Linked DNA regions of Homo sapiens: region 1 is linked to region 2. A link is a contact called in ENCODE Hi-C or POLR2A ChIA-PET data. All regions are on one chromosome and are shown on one strand. Each heading gives the region's core, a stretch centred on a gene start or an enhancer-like site at or near the end of the contact. The rest is flanking DNA. Distances are from core to core; before and after follow the strand shown. Region 1 holds the start of COMMD4 (COMM domain containing 4). Region 2 holds the start of C15orf39 (chromosome 15 open reading frame 39).

Region 1 (2,700 bases), core at 42-2,541, 130 kb after region 2:
AGGAGAGAGCTCAAACTACAGTCAGCCCTCTGTATCCTGAGGTTCTGGATCCTTGGATTTAACCAACTGTGCATCGAAAATATTTGGAAAAAGTAAAACAATAAAAAAACACAGGTCGGGTGCAGTGGCGGGCGCCTGTAGTCCCAGCTACTCGGGAGGCTGAGGCAGGAGAATGGCGTGAACCCGGGTGGCAGAGCTGGCAGCGAGTGGAGATCGCGCCACTGCACTCCAGCCTGGGCAACAGAGCAAGACTCCGTCTCAAAAAAAAAAATTAAAAAACTTTATAACAGCTATTTACAAAGCATTTACGTTGTATTAGGTATTATAGTAATCTAGAGATGATTTAAAGTATACGGAAGGATGTGCACAGGTTATTTGCAAATACTATGCCATATTATATCAGGGACTTGAGTATCTGTGAATTTTGGTATCTCTGGGGTCCTGGAACCAACATCCTGAGGTTACCAAAGGACGACTGTATTCAATTTTGTCTCTGGTTATTAGTCTATTCTCAAATGTATTTTTCTTGTTGTTTTGTCTTTTTGTTTTTGCCTCTTCAAGTCAATGTCGGAAACTTAGTTGTTCTAGACTACCCATTAGCTCAGAGCTACCAGTAATCAGACTACCACTGCAACCTAAGCAACCGATTTTTCTTCCCCATCAGACTGGCAAAAATTAAGATAAGCATCTATTGATGTTGAAGCTGTAGGGAGTTTTCCTGAGCAAGTAATTATGACAGCCCTTTTTGCTAGGCACCTAGATGATTCATCAAAATGAAATAAAATACCCATGCACTTGAAGAAGTTATCTGGTTTATTTCCTTACCTGGGTGCTGGTTATGTGAGGTGTACAGTTGATGAAAACTTATTAAGCTTTATAATAGGTACAATTTTCTGTATGTGTAGTAGACGTCAATAGTTTTTAAAATGTCTTTTGCCACAGCCCGCAGCTGTGAATAATGCTATTCGCTTAACAGTGGAAAACGTGTCAATGACCTGAAACACCCTGGCTCCCGGGATCCTACCCCCTTAAGTTAAACAAATGAAATAACTTCCACTGTCTTTCCTAATGTCTTAATTCGGTCCTCAGTTAAACTGGCGGTTGGCGCCAGTTTTTTCCAGGGAAGGATTCTGGGAGACGGAGGAGGAGACGCCAGCATTTCGCCCCCTGCACCTCCAGCGGGCTGCGGTCCGCTCCCGGCCTCACTCGAGCAGGCCCCGCCCTCCCAGAGGCAGTTAGTCCAAGTCACGTGATCGTCGACTCAGCTGACCCTGCGGGACCGGAAAAAGAAATTCCCGGGCCCTGGCTTCTTGGCGCGATGGTGAGGCACTAGGGGCGAAGCGAGGCTTGGGCTGCTGGAGCGGGAATGAGGGGGCGCCAAGTGGCTCCGGAAACTGGGGGAGGTTGTACTGGCCTCTCCGCAAACACAGTGTGTGCGGGCGTGAGGGCTGTGAGTCTGGTAGGGAAAAGTCCACCACTCTCCCGCTCCCGAGACGGGGGCGGGGGTACGGGGCGGGTAAGACAGAGCAGGCCGGCCGGCTTAGAGTCCCGGTGCTTCCCTGGCGGAAGGAAGGGCCCCTGCCTCCCGGGGCAGGAACTAGGGCTTGTCTGGAGCTGGGAGTCCTTTCAGGTCTTCCCCATCCCCAAGAGGACCTCCCAAGGATACCCCCTTCCCCAGCCCTGCCGTGGGGCTTGTACAAGAAGGTGCTTAGAATCAGGCTCACTCTTCCACACTGTTAGGAAGCCCCTCCGCTCTTTCCAGAGCCAGAAAGTAGTAGTTTTGGGGTTGAGACTTATCCATCCATCCATCCAATCCATCCATCCGTACGTTCTAAGCGCCTGGTCTATACCATGAAGTGTGCTAGGCACTGGGAGGACTTGAGCTGCCAAGGGAAGGGGAAATCGGAGGCTTGAATTGGAGTCATAGCTAAGGCTCCAGGGGCAGAGACCTAACTGCGCCTTGTGTGTAGTGCTAAGGGGGCTTCCTAAGGATGCCATCAAACTTAAAGGCGGATGGATGGCAGGAGCTGGCTGGCTGAAGTACAGTTTGTGTACCAGGGGTAGGGAGGCAAGGGTGGGAGACGTGTGTCTTCAGACAGGGAACAGCATGTGCAGAGACTTCAGGTTAGAGAGAGTATGGCTCCCCAGGAATGGATGCATTTCCCATAGCTGGGAGAGTATCATCTGCAGGTTAGGGAAAGATGAGGCTGGACAAGTAGAGAACAAATCTTCCTGGCTCTTGGATCACCACAATCAAGATAATGAACGTATCCACTGGCCTCCATAATTTCCTTGTGTGAGGGGCTATTTTAAGAAGTATAATCAAGAAAGGCTGTTCTGGCTGGGTGCGGTGGCTCATGCCTGTAATCCTAGCACTTTGGGAGAGTGAAGAGGGTGGATCACCTGAGGTCAGGAGTTCGAGACCAGCATGGCCATGGCACTCCAGCCTGGGCAACAGAGGGAGACTCTGTCTTATTTTTTTATTTTTTAAAAAAAGAAGGGCTGGTCTGATGTGTCACTTAAAGGATAGCAAGCCACTGGCCAGGCGCCGTGGCTCACGCCTGTAATCCCAGCACTTTGGGAGGCTGAGGGGGACGGATCACTTGAGGTCAGGAGTTCAAGACCAGCCTGGCTAACATAGTGAAACTCTGTCTCTACTAAAAATACAAAATTAGCCGAGTGTGGTGGCACATGCCTGTA
Region 2 (2,756 bases), core at 245-2,744:
AGACCACTGGGCACATCTGAGCACACAACCTGAGCGTCCTAGACCCCAAGGGCTAAGAACACAGCCCTCCTTCCACCCCACTAGCAGGGCAGGGACAGGGTCGCCGGCGCGGTGCTGGAGGAGGAGGGGCGAGCAGAGTTGGTAAGGGGCAAGAGCAGTGAATAGCCTGTGACCCACGGGGCTGCAGGCTGGGGTTAAGGGTATGATGTTTGGTGTGACCCCTAGCTGTCCGCGCGCAGATGTATTTTCCTGACGCTAAGGTGTGGCTGCAGGAAGGGCCCCAGGCTGGGAGCCAGGAGATCTGGGATTTTGTCCCAGCCTGCTGAGTGACCTGGGGAAAGCCCCAACCCTCTCTGAGTGTCTCTCCCTATATGGTTCCCGACTCTATTTCTAAGGTCCTTCCAGCTCTAAATGAAGTGACACTCTCCCCCCACCTCCCGCCCCCGCTCCCCAGGTGACCTCACTTCCTCTTCCTACCTGCAGCGCCCAGCCCCTCCTCCTCAGCTCCAGCTGCTCCAGCTGCTTGGTGATTCTTGGAACCTGCAGCCTCAGGCCTGCTCTGCTCTGACTCAGGCAGAACTTACCTTTGGGATCTGAGGGGATAGTTTTGCTTCCTGAACTGACTCTGACCTTTGGCATGTCCACCTGCCCTCCCCTTCCCCACTGCACACACCTGTTCCCAGTCCTCGGGCAGCCCAGGAGCTTTGACGGACCAGATTCCTTCAGATAAAGTAGCAGCACTGAGGGGCTCTCATCCACAGTCAGATGGTCCAGGGAGAGGCACCCCTTCCCCCCTCCAGCCTCTCTTTGCAACACACCATTCCTGGCTGGGCGTGCTCCACTCCACCCGCCTCACAGGCTGCGCGCCGGTCTGCCTCATGGAGGGAGCCTCACCCAGGCTACTTTGCAAATCCCCCAGCACCCTCATTCCCGGCCCTTCCAGGGATGGGGAGATTGCCGCTTCCTCAGACAGTTGCCGTGCCCTAGCAGGAGTCTGGAAATTGCCCTCATTGACTACAACGAAATGAGGGGACAGATCAAGGAGCCCTTCTCCAGCCCCCTAATACACTAGTGCTGGACAGGGGAATGCCGGCACCTACTGTGTGCCAGATATTTGCAAACACCCTTTTCCAAGCTTACACCGCCACCGCTATGAGGAAGACAGAATTCCACTTTTGCAAATAAGGAAACTGAAGCTCAGCGAGGTCAAGCGGCAGGCGCAAGGTCACATCGCAGCAAGTGGCAGTGAATGAACGATCTAAGGGAGCGACTGAGGGCGCGTGACGGGCCCGCCGGGCACTGGTTCGTGGAGCGTGGCGGTTACGGGCGGTGCACAGCGCCCGCAGCCCGCTCCTAGCGAGCTGGCCCCACGCGGGCCCTCCGCACCCGCTGCCCACAGGAGCGCAGGCTCCCAGAGGCGGGGCCGGGCTCTTCCCCAACCCTGCGAGTCGCCCCGCCCCCGCCCCGCCCCCAGCCCGCCCCGCCCGGGACCGCAGACGGCGCCCAGCGGCGGCGCGAACGGCAGCTAGGAGGGTTGCTCCGGGCTTGGTGCTCACTGCGACTTCCCGCGCAGGGCCCGGTCGGACTAGGACCCGCGGCCTGAGAGACGCTGGAGGATGCGGACGCGGAGGCCGCCTGGGGTAGCGGCGGCGGGAGTCCTGGCGCTCTGCAGGTAGGAGCTCGCCCGCTCGGCGGGCGCGGAAACTTGGGCCGAGTTTGCGGGCGGCGCGTGGAGAAGGGGCGGGTGGCGCTGCCCCAGGGCGCCCCTACCGGCCGGCCCGGGGACTGAGGGAGCCGCGCCTGGGCCGAGGGGCTGCGGCTTCTGGCTGCCGCCGGCCCCCCGCGAACGGGCTGCGGGGCAGGGGTGGCGCTGCTGCTCCGACTTTCCCCGGACTTCGAGGCTCCCGGGACCTGGTAGCGCTCTGGGTCTCCGGCGGAGAACAGGCGCCTAATCTGGCGAGAAGGAACTCAGGCCGAGCCCTCCGGCCTCCCGCAGGACCCTGTCACGTGGATTGCTGGGGGATGGCGTTGAGGAGGAGGTATGGGGACAAGGGGGCACTGGAGGGCTGGGCCTGGGGGCGCCGGGCGCTGAGGCACCGCGGGGCCCTGGACGCGCCCTGCTGGGATGGGACGGCCCTGCGGTTTTCTCGCCACCTCTTGACTCACCCCTCTGGCCTCAGCCCAGGCTGGCAGGATCGCCCTGAGGCGGAGGCTGCCCGGACCCTGTCGCCGGGCCGCCCCTGTTCCGGGACCTCCCGCCGGTCCGCGGGCGTCGGTGTGGGGCTGGGTGCGCGGGCCTGCCTGCGTGCACACGTATGCCCGGGGCCCGAGCGAGGGGAGAGCGCAGTTCTGGAATGGCGTGTGTGCAGATGTGGGCCATGCACGTACGTGCAGGCACGGGTTTGCATGCGTGGCGGCGGCCTGTGTGTCAGCCTGCTGGATGCACGTGCGTCTCGGCGCCGCCGGGAGGGGCTTGGGGACACCCGGAAGCCCGCCAGGTCGGGTGCGGCGGCAGCCTCTAAGCGAAATCGGCTGTGGGCCCTAGGCACCCGAGTTATGTTCAGGGCGGGTAGGGGAAAGGGGATAGAGACCGATCCCGTTCGCTTTCCCCTCCACTGGAGACTTTGGGCTGCCCCAGGTTGGGTTGTAGCGTCTGGAGAGCCCAGAGCCTCAGGTAGGGAAGGTGGGAGATGGGAGAACACTCGGCGAGGCCCGATCCAGCCCTCCGGGAGAATCCAGATGCTGGCCACAATTGG

What was found. Hi-C counts contacts between places; a loop is a spot of excess contacts on that map. ChIA-PET counts read pairs that join two places held with the same protein, here RNA polymerase II (POLR2A). Pooled maps may share reads with other maps.
Region 1: a map of dorsolateral prefrontal cortex shows a loop between it and region 2 (3-fold over the local background). The contact joins the promoter of COMMD4 here to the promoter of C15orf39 in region 2. A Hi-C loop is called at or near these places in 4 of 168 maps with a recorded cell type or tissue (B cell, dorsolateral prefrontal cortex, heart left ventricle and 1 more) and 9 of 50 pooled maps. POLR2A ChIA-PET finds 5 or more read pairs at or near these places in 2 of 52 experiments (Panc1 and naive thymus-derived CD4-positive, alpha-beta T cell).

The regions. Positions count from the first base shown.
Region 1 is chr15:75,334,772-75,337,471 of GRCh38, forward strand. COMMD4 (COMM domain containing 4) reads left to right here and starts at 1,292. Exons shown (of 8, transcript NM_017828.5): 1 at 1,292-1,321. The coding sequence starts at 1,319. RefSeq lists enhancers at 1,126-1,175, 1,516-1,685.
Region 2 is chr15:75,200,388-75,203,143 of GRCh38, forward strand. It overlaps C15orf39 (chromosome 15 open reading frame 39), which reads left to right and starts at 1,495. Exons shown (of 3, transcript NM_015492.5): 1 at 1,495-1,672. RefSeq lists an enhancer at 1,098-1,820 and silencers at 1,302-2,461, 2,582-2,631.